Linked DNA regions of Mus musculus: all the other regions are linked to region 1. Evidence: chromatin loops called from intact Hi-C (ENCODE). Cell type or tissue: gastrocnemius. All regions are shown on one strand.

What was found. Hi-C counts contacts between places; a loop is a spot of excess contacts. Peaks named below come from ENCODE experiments on the same cell type or tissue, not always from the same donor. Only the 100,000 strongest peaks of a DNase experiment are listed, where the experiment ranks them.
Region 2: a loop joins it to region 1, with 6 times the contacts of the local background. A loop is called at or near these places in 13 of 42 quality-filtered maps.
Region 3: it touches region 1 in a loop (12-fold over the local background); 4 of 42 quality-filtered maps call a loop at or near these places.
Region 4: it touches region 1 in a loop (5-fold over the local background); 11 of 42 quality-filtered maps call a loop at or near these places.

Annotation. Positions count from the first base shown.
Region 1 is chr16:23,988,604-23,991,103 of GRCm38, forward strand. It overlaps Bcl6 (B cell leukemia/lymphoma 6), which reads right to left and starts at 249. Exons shown (of 10, transcript NM_009744.4): 1 at 1-249. It overlaps Gm31527 (a long non-coding RNA gene), which reads left to right. Exons shown (of 2, transcript XR_384770.3): 1 at 1-625. In gastrocnemius, no CTCF peak of the experiment used is centred here; DNase peaks (open chromatin) are centred at 227 and 1,406; H3K4me3 peaks cover 2,500 bases; H3K27ac peaks cover 2,500 bases.
Region 2 is chr16:24,484,004-24,486,503 of GRCm38, forward strand. The region is part of intron 3 of Lpp (LIM domain containing preferred translocation partner in lipoma); the gene reads left to right. Among named protein-coding and RNA genes, the nearest start is that of Gm24440, 79 kb to the left of the region's middle. In gastrocnemius, a CTCF peak has its summit at 1,447 (motif pointing right); no DNase peak of the experiment used is centred here; H3K4me3 peaks cover 667 bases; H3K27ac peaks cover 2,356 bases.
Region 3 is chr16:24,072,215-24,074,714 of GRCm38, forward strand. No RefSeq gene overlaps it. Among named protein-coding and RNA genes, the nearest start is that of Gm46545, 9.2 kb to the right of the region's middle. In gastrocnemius, no CTCF peak of the experiment used is centred here; a DNase peak (open chromatin) is centred at 1,111; H3K27ac peaks cover 2,500 bases.
Region 4 is chr16:24,155,363-24,157,862 of GRCm38, forward strand. No RefSeq gene overlaps it. Among named protein-coding and RNA genes, the nearest start is that of Gm32126, 2.9 kb to the right of the region's middle. In gastrocnemius, no CTCF peak of the experiment used is centred here; a DNase peak (open chromatin) is centred at 1,561; H3K4me3 peaks cover 260 bases; H3K27ac peaks cover 2,412 bases.

The DNA.
Region 1 (2,500 bases):
TGCATCACCACTTCTAAGAACCCCAGTTCTAAGAATCAACAGAGCTCAATTCTCGGAATTTGAGCTGCGGGCTTTACCATTGCTCCGCAGCAGGGGAGGACTCGGTGGCAGCGGCGCGCTCCGCAGCGCCCTCCCGGCCGGCAGAATGCCTCGGGGCCGCGCCGCTCGCCGCCCTATAGTGCGGATCGTGGTTCCCGCAGCACCGCCGCCCGGAACACCGGGGGTCCCGAGGCGGGCGCGCGCGGCTACAAGGCGACCCTCCCTGCCCCGGGCCACCGATGGAACCGCCCGCTCCGCCGCCGTCACGTGGGCTCCGTGACGTCGGCGTCTTCGCTGTAGCAAAGCTCGGCCTCTGGAATTCTGAGAACTAATTTGCTATTCGGTGACATAAGAGGGAGAGTGCGCTTTGCTTTCCCGGGGTCTGGGGCTAATTCTTCCTCTCCTACCCATAAACTCGGCTCCTCGAGCTAAATACACAAAAGGGAGCGAGAGAGTTGAGCCGTTAGAACAAGTGTGTTAGAGGCAGGTTTAGAGAGACGAGGGAGGGAGAAAACAATAAATACCACAGCTCCTTCCAGCTAGAGTATTAGGCACCACGAGAAAAATATTTGCCAAGCAGTTTTCGGTGGGTTCATTTGTTTTCTTTTTATTTGGGACAATTATGTTGGGGCGGGGGGGGGGTCCTTTGGGGATGGTGGCTTGGGATGCTCCTGTTGTATTTTAATGATTTAGGTGGGGTTTTTTTTCCGCTTCTGATTTTTGCCTTTTGCAAGTTTGTGGTGTTATGTAAATCGTCGGGACTGTCATTCGTTGGTTTTATTGTCTCCCTGCGTTCTCGCTTTCTCTCTCTCTCTCTCTCTATCTCTCTCTCTCTCTAAAGGTGCAATATTTCAACCTAATACCATTGACAGAAGCTTACATTTTTGGCCACATATGACAGCCCCAACCTCCAACACCACCACCGCTCCCCGCCCGCCCCCCCCGCCCGCCCCCCAGCCGCCCTTGGTACAATTTCCTTTTCCTCTTGGACTTTTGCTGAAGCTTTCCTGCACTTGAAAGAGATGTAAAAGGATTTGGATTGGTTTGGTTTGTTTCTTTCCAGGACAGCGAGTGGTGGGTTTACTCTGTTACTGTTGACTCTCAGGAAATTTCTTGATGCTAGAAATGTGTGTGTGGGTACGTGTAATGTTTGCCTGTTACAACATTCTGTGAAGCCAAATACATGTTTGTATTTTGCTATTTTCTTAAGGTCTTGAACATTCCCCCCACCCTTTTTTTTAAACCCCCACTGGGTTCGTTTCAAGGTCGTCGGGAGAAAGGAAAAAAAATCTCTTCAGTATGTGTTGAAGGGATCAGCCTGAGGGAATTCTAAAGGCCTGGCTGCCAGGATCACAGATACTGCGCGTATTGAGTACAGGCTGTGCTACACTAGGCGCACTGCTCGCAGCCGGGTCCTCTAGGCTTTGGAGCAGAGCTGAGGGGAGGAGAGGAGCGGAATCTTTCTTTCCCTTCTTTCTTCCTTTATTTTAAAAGGTGAATACAGGGCAGACTCCTTTCACGGTGGGCCCTGGGTTATGTGTTCATAGCTGCAGTTTCCTTATTTAAATGTTGGTCGGGGTTTTTGCCCTCCTACTCATCCCTGGATGAGTGAGACTCTTGTTTCTTTTATGTCTGTCTCTTGCAAGAAGGGTGTGAGCTAAATAATATTCAGATTCCTTAAGAACTAGAATGAACTCAAAGTGTTTGGAGCAAAAGACTCTTTCAAAGGTCAGGCTGTTCTGGGCTTTAGCTGTGAAAGTCCTTCAAGTGGCTCGTTAAATCACAGAGGGGTTTTCAAGCATTCGCAAAATATCTCCACATATTAATTTCTAATGAATACTTGTGGACCACAACCCTAAACGTGGGCTTAAAAATAGAGATGCAAGCAGAGTTCTGGAAGACTGCTGGCTTGTGGGGTACAGAGGACTGGTCCTATGAGAAGTTTTTGCTGTGCTGTTGTTGGAGTACCACCACTTCAAAAGATGATGTCACAGGTTTTAGAACTGGGGGAGTCGAGGAAGGAGCTGGTTGTTTTCTGTGAGGGTTGGAACTTAGAAAATCCGTTGTCTGTCCCTGAGAAATCTGAATGCTTTAATACGTATTGGCAGATGGATTACTGCAGTCTCGGTGGAAAAGCCTGTCTTGTGAAGGATTTTTGAGGAATACACATAGGCCTAATCCTATCACTGTTGGGAAAATGAACATTTTACTTCCAAAGACACGGTGACTTTGTCAAATTGATCCACACTGCCCGGAAGCAGGGTGGCTGCTTTGGGTTTTTGTGTCTTAGAGTCCCCTTCCCTCTCATTTTAGAGTATTAAGTTAATCCCACTGGACCAAAATGACACCCTAATTTTGCTGAAGTGAATTTCTTTGTGTAGCTAGCTGTCTGATTACTACCTTTTCTGAGCATTAAGTACTTCAAATTTCTTAGATGCAATTTAGCTTTGGAACGCAGGTG
Region 2 (2,500 bases), 500 kb after region 1:
GTCTACTGTGAGGAAGCAAAATCCAGTGACCTAGTTACAGCCTGTTCCCTGCACTCGTGCCTCTGAGGCAGCCCCAGCTTCAGCTTGAAGAGAGATGCTGTCTCTTCAAGGTGCTGGTTGTTGGCATATCTTCCTATGGGGCCACCACCTTCTTCTTTTCTTTTAAATATGATAACAATGAAATGTCATGTAGAAAATCCAATAATTGCTGACTAGAAATCAAAAAGAAAACAAAACTCACCGTGAGCACTTCTAGTTAGAGCTATGAAGCCTGCGCTTGTTTGATCGATGTAGCATTGTAGGGGTATCCTGTGCTGGTGTGTGTCAGTAATAACTGGTAGAGATGGTCGCTGGTTCTATAGGTAGACTGTTTTCATTCTCAGCACAAAAACTGAGCTACAACACATACTGTCACCATTGCTCTGGTGCCAAAGTGGATTTCGTGGTGGCATAGTGATTAAATATCTAGTATTTCAAAGGGCTTGGGTGTCCTTTTTGTGCCTGAGCTGTGCCCCAGCAGCAGCTATATGAAGAAAGCTACAGAACAATGAAATCAACGCGACTGGAGTTCAACACACCGTTTCTGTAGCATTTGGTGTGTAACCTTATGACGGGCAGGGTGTGGCCGACAGTGGGTGCTGGGAAGGCATGCTCTACCCTCTTTTTCTGTTTGGGATCCTAAGAGATTCCAAGGGCTTTTGTTCCTTTGAGGGAAGGTTCTGGAAGACTACAGCTGTCCCTATATTATCCTCATTTATAGTAATGGATCTTAGCTGAGCCAAGCTACAAATGGCAGGAGAGATTTCAAAGAGCATTGCCTAGTGGGGCTGCAGCTCAGTGGCAGAGCCTCTTTAGACCTTGGAGTCAATTCCAAGCACCGGAAAAGAAGAGAAAGAAAGGATACCGCCTTCCAGTGTGCCATGTTTAGCCTAGAGGTGTCTGGGATGGACAGTAAGACTTGGAGCATAGATGCCCTGCCACACCCTGAGGGCAAACGTGTGCTTTTTCCTCTGGAGTCTTTTGTTTTCTTCTAGTTTGCATTTTATTTTGTTCTCTTTTATTTCTAGATGGTCTTATCACTTGAATGATTTCTAAGCACTATAGTGAATTTGAAGCAGGGCAGGAAAATACAAAGTAGAAAATAAAATTTACCCCTGAATACATTCTGCTTTAATGATCGTTGTTAAATTTTTGGAAAAAAGTTTTCTAGCACCCTCGCCCCCCCCCCATTCCTTCCTACTCTCTCTCTTCCCCAGTGTGTCTAAATGTGCACGTGTGCACGTGCTCACATGTATGGCTATGTTTACAGTTTATTTATGTGAGGCATAAATAACCACAGTTTTCAATGCCATGAACTTTTTTACTAAAATGATATGTCTTGTACATTGTTTTTCTTTAAAAACAAAAGATAATTTTGCGTATGACTGTTTTGCTTCCATGTTTGCCTGTGTGCTGCTGTGTATTTGGTGCCTGCAGAAGCCAGAAGAGGGCGCTAGATCCCCTGAAATTGTAGTTACAGATGGTTGTGAGCTGTCAGGTTGATGCTGGGAATCAAACTCAGGTTCTCTGGAAGAGCAGCCAGTGCTTTTAACTACTGAGCCATGTGTCCAGCCTCTAGAAACCCTTAAAAAAAAAAAAACCTGAGCAGCAGCTGCTACACATTTGCATTTAACATTGCATATTCAAGTGTAGAGAGATTATGATGCGAAACTGTGGTCCTAAGGAAGAAAAGTTGCTCTTGCAGGGGTAAGGTAGAGGCGCGGTTGGTGAGGTGTGGCCAGCCATCCAAGGTCCTCTTCTTGGCAGTATGGAGAGAGAGGTCCTAACGTACAGTCAGGCAGGGCATGAGAGAAGGAAGATTTGGGGATGTCTGCAGTGAGACTGGGTCAAGAATGAAGAAATGATTCTAAGAATTAGTGATGAGCTGGGAGAAGGACTTAGGAGTTCAAGTAATCACTTGTTGGATAGGCTGAAATGAGGGTACCGGTCTCAGAACTAGATGACTCCAGGAGCAGCTCTAATGGGTACTCAGTGGCCCTTGTGTCATAGAAGATCATATATACATCATGAATATTCTTTTTGAGAATTTCTTGCACATATATAATACTCTTACCCTCTGTCCTCCCATCTCCTTCCCACTCTTGCCTTCCTGCTGCCCTCTCTCCTTCTCCTTACAAGCCCCTCCCTGCTTAGACAGGGGCTTACCCACGTGGGTGTTCAATTCCTGTTCTAAAGTGATCCTCCTGCCTCAGTCCTGTCATTACTCCTTTGACTTTTACCTGTTACCATGCCTGGCACTTGAAAAAAAATAGGGCTTCTCTCCCTCCCTGTTCGTATGTGTGTGTGTGAGTGTGTATATGTATGTATGTATGTATATGTGTATTATTTGTGTATGTATGTGTTTATAATTCATCCATCCATCTGTTTGTCTGCCTTATTTCATCTTTTTAATGGCTACTATTTTACCCCAGATTTAGGATATAGTTTTCTTAAGGTCTGG
Region 3 (2,500 bases), 84 kb after region 1:
GTAGCTCTACATCAGCCTGTGCATTGGTCCCTGGCCACCCCAAACCAGGGCTTTCTGCTGCCGGGACTTTAGCCCTCTTAGCACAGTAGATCTTTGCCCTGCTTAGGATATAGAATAACATTGGTCTCCCTGCTAGGAGGCAGGTCCTTCAGAGGCCTGTAGACCTCTGAAGTGTGCCTGCTCAGCCAAAGCTCCCTGAATAGAAGAGAAAGCAATGAAAGAGAATGTAAGAATTACCATTTTTGAAGTATTTTAAGCTTCATAGAGCAGTAGCAAAGACAATACAGGTTTCAAATAAATTCCTTGCAAATGCTCAATTGTATCACCATATTTCCCCGGAGATTAGCCATATCAACATTAACGTTACTAGTTTCAACTCCAATGGCATCTGCAGAACCCCTTGGGTTGCAAATGCCCTCTCCTCCCCAGCCCTCTCTTCCCCACTCTCTGCTCTCTCCTCTTTTCTTTTCTCAACTCTCCTCTCCACACATCAACTCACTCATACCACCTATAGTGCAAGGCTAGGGAGGAGAAAAGAGAGTATATCCACGAACAGATTAAAGAGGCTCTTCAAGGCTTCATGGTTTGAAAGAGAAGGATCAAATCGTAAGTGAGCCGGGGTTTCCTAACTCATGGCTTGTCCCTGTTTCTTTGGGCAATGCTGCCATTTTTCCAATCAGGTTCCATTGCCTCTGCTCTGGCTGCATGGGCTAGCATGGTTTTTTCCTTTCCTTTCCTTTCCTTTCCTTTCCTTTCCTTTCCTTTCCTTTCCTTTCCTTTCCTTCCCTTGCCTTCCCTTCCCTTCCCTTCCCTTCCCTTCCTTCCTTCCTTCCCTTCCCTTCCCTTCCCTTCCCTTCCCTTCCCTTCCCTTCCCTTCCCTTTCTTTCTTTTTTTGTATTTCTGACAAGGTGAAGATGGCAGCTGCCTCTTCAGCTTGTATGCTGGGCTGGCCCTGAGCAGCTGTAACTCACACTACCAAGTGCTGAGACACCAACATTCCTGCCCCTACACGGCATATCCTCCCCTCACTCAATCATTCTGCACCCGAAGTGCCAGAGGGAGGAGGTGCTGCCAGCCGTGGCTTACCACAGGGTCCTCAGGCGCCCTGCAGCCTGGTGACTGGGATGCCATCTGGCACCCGCCACAGCTGCAGGGCCTCCAGCCTGGCCTAGAAATCCAGAGTGGGCTCTTGGCATTGGCGCAAGAAAGCCCTCTAGCCTCTGGTCAGTATGTCCATCCTTTCCTAGATGGAACAAGCCACTGATTGTCTCCAGGCCTCAGCCTCCTCAGCTGTCAGGACAGGAGAAGAAGTGAATTTGGGAGTACTTGATCTTTCATTTTTCTCAGCCCTGGATCCCCTTATATTCAGGAAGGAGTCTTAGGTCCTGTTCCCAAGTAGAAACAGTACTCAGTATGGAGAAATGGAGACTCATGAGCAGTGAAAAAGTAGCGTCAGAGGGAGAGATCTGATATGGATGCTATGGTGAGGATCAGATGACTTCAGCATAGGTCAAGCATGCAGTCAGTGGTCAAATATTTGCAACAGCAGTAGTGAGAATGACATCTATCCCGAGTCTCATCTGCTCCCGTCATCCATCCGAAGCCAGGCCCTTGCTTTCCGCTGCCATGTGTTCTCTGTGCCAAGGGTGCACACACGCCTCTGTCCCAGCTTCCTAAAACATAGCTGTGCTATGCATTCCTTTCCTGTTCAGAATCCTTCACTGATGCCCAAGCACCCCAGGAGTTAGGTGTCAATGCTTCACACTGTGCATCAAGAGTCACAACACATGGGTCCCCCCTCCTAACCTTCCCAGCCTTCTTGGTTCCCCACACCTGCCCAGTGCTTTGGTAAACCTGCCTTTCGTGACCAACAACAGGTGCTAGTTGTTGATGTCTGGCAAAGAGCAATAAGATCGTATGTTAGATGTGGCTCTGGAGTCAGAAAAAAATTAATGTTGGATGGCTGTGTGGCCCTCAGCAATCTCTGAGCCTTGGTGTCCCCACTTCTAAAGAAGGATTTGTAAATGGTACCTCAGGACTGTGAGGACAGAAGCCAGATGGAGAGCGTCTGATCTCCAGTGAGTACCACTACTCAGTACCCCTTGTTACTCGGTGCTCCCATACTCTGGCTGGGTCCTGCCTAATACTGACCCCTTCCTGACGGACTGAGATATGCTTCCCTAGTACGCCTTCTGCACACACCCTGCTTTTCCCTTTGTAGAAGTCAGGTCTGGTTCTTCTTCTCAGTCTCGTGCTGTCAGAAAGAAGACTCAGGCTCAACATATATTTACAAATGCCTTGGCCATACAGCTAGGCTCTTCTCTGACTCGATCATAACTTAGATTAAACCCATTTATCCTAATCTACATTCTGCCATGTGACTGGTTACCTGTGCTCAGGTACCACACATCGATCTCCTCACATTTTCCCTGGTGAATTTCCTGTGCCTGGCACTATCCCAAAATCCTTTCTGCTTTTTGGATGTCCCACCTCCAACTTT
Region 4 (2,500 bases), 170 kb after region 1:
AGTCTGTTATCTCCAAAGTAATTTCAGTTTCTAAAGAGCATTTGGTACTCCTAGAGGCTTGGAAAACAGTCTAGTTTCTGCAGACAGAATTGTATCTGTGTGTGTGTGTGCTTGTGACTTTAGGAGTGTGTGTGTGTGTGTGTGTGTGTGTGTGTGTGTGTGTGTGCACGTGTGTGCCTGCCTGCCTGCCTGCCTGTCTGTCTGTCTTTGTGAGTGTCTGTCTCTCTGTCTGTGTCTCTGTCTCTGTGTGTGTGTGTCTGTCTTTATTTGTGTCTGTCTCTCTCTCTCTGTGTGTGTGTGTGTGTGTGTGTGTGTTTGGGTGTATGTGTTAGAGAAACTGCATGAGACAGGCTGTTGGGCAGTATTGAAATTAGGCTGTTTTCCCATAGCATAGAGAAGGCTCTAGCATAGTGTGAATCTTATGGGGGAAAATATACAGTGGATGCCTCTGTATAAATTATGATCATTTCAAGAGCCTATCGAAATAAATCACAGCCTCTGACTGGCGAGGCCTTGGAAGCTAGAGGGGAACCAACTATTGCCACTTTCCTAAACTCCTATCATTCCTATCTGCATTCTACATGCCTGCCTTATACCCACAGATAAAAGTAGTTTTCTCCACTTCAGAAAAGAAGTTTCTTTTTGCAGTAGATGGAGATCATTATAGGAAGCCATAACAGGTCAAAATGCAAAGATCAGCTGACTGCAGGGTGATCAGACGCAGCTAATATACATTTACAGCATGTCCCTTACACATAAGGTTCAGGGAACATCATGGAAGAGGGACAGAAAGATAGAAAAAGCTGGAGGACCAGAGCATCTGCTGTATGAGAACGTAAAACAGAAAGAGGACACGAAATAGAGAGAGAGGAGAGGATAGATCTGGATGAAGCTATGGAGAAGATAAATTGTATAAAACTCTTTAAGAATTAACAAAAGTGTGGCTTAAAAAAAAAAGAAAGAAAAGAAAAGAAAAGAGATAATCCTCCAAAGTTTTTCTACTTTAACCCTTTCCAGGAGATAGTGATAATGTGGCTCAAAGAAAAGGAATCTCTTGTCCCAGCCAAAAAAGAAAGAAAGAAAGAAAGAAAGAAAGAAAGAAAGAAAGAAAGAAAGGAAGGAAGGAAGGAAGGAAGGAAGGAAGAAAGAAAGAAAGAAAGAAAGAAAGAAAGAAAGAAAGAAAGAAAGAAAGAAAGAAAGAAAGAAAGCAAGCCAGTCGATATAATAACTCAAATGGGAATAAACCCTATAGGTGACTTCCAAGTGAGATGCCTCTCTCTGTTACATTTCTTCTCGTTTCTGTACCGGTGTTACAAAAGATGAATCCTAAAACAAAGTCTTCTGGTTGTATTTGGGCTAAATGTTTGAGTAAGTTCTCAGGCTTGACGACCAGTTCCAAGGTACTGGGTGACAGGTGGTCTCTATTTTTGATCACACACTAAACGTTTGTGCCTACCAAGCCATAGCGAGATAAATTAGTTGCTTGGCATCAGAAGAACATGAGTCATCTTTCTCACCAGCAATAAATCCAGTGCCTGGCACGGGGCAGATGAAATGCAAAGTGACAGCTGAGATTGGAGCATGCTTGCCTCCCTCTGTCCCCATTTCCTTAGTCCATTCCCAAGCTGGCAGACAATGTTGCACTGTCCTTGCAACCATGGTCAAGGATTTGTCAGTACTGATTTTTTTTTTTTTTTTTTTTTTTTTTTTTTTTTTTTTTTTTTTTTGTAGCCGGTAGCTAGAGGAGGGCAAGCGTGAAGGATGTTTGGGTATATGACAACTGACAAGCAGGTGGAGACATGAGGTTCATGTGAGTGTCCCAGCCTCAATCCTCACTCTGCATGACATTGGACATGACACCTGTCTTTAGGGACTCCATTTCTCACCTGAAACTTGAGGGGGTTCCCTTTCTACTTCCAGCAAAGGCTGGACCCATGAGTTGATCAAGCCTTTCTTTCTCCAGCATGGTGTTGTGGGTTCCCAAGCAAGCAGCAGTTCAAAGATTTCTCACCCCAGTTAACAGTTCTGACATAAGTACTTGAGGTCATTGGAAGCTGGAAAAGCACACCAATAGCAGACGCAAAAGAGCAAGCCCAACTTGGTCTCTGCTCAACACCCTGGTGGTTGTGAGTCCATTCCCTGCCTATTTATTTAGTTTTGAGACAAGACCTCTCTCTGTAGCCCATGTTTTCCTCAACTTGAGTGTGACCCTTTCACCTAAGCCTCATGAATACTGGGAGTAGACATGTACCAGTATGTCTGGTCTAGTTTCCTAATAGAATCTTCAATTATTTCTCTGTTTTTTGTTTTTGTTTTTGTTTTTTAAAGTTAGTGTCTGTTCGACAAAGTTGTCTTGTGGATCAGAACATGGAAGCCATGGTGCTTATAAGCCTAGAACCTGAAGAATGGAGTGCTGAGATGTGAGGATAAAAAGTTAAGGACACTTCCTGATTCTCCATGCAGACACAAGAGACCAACAGGTTCATGGTGAGGCGTAACC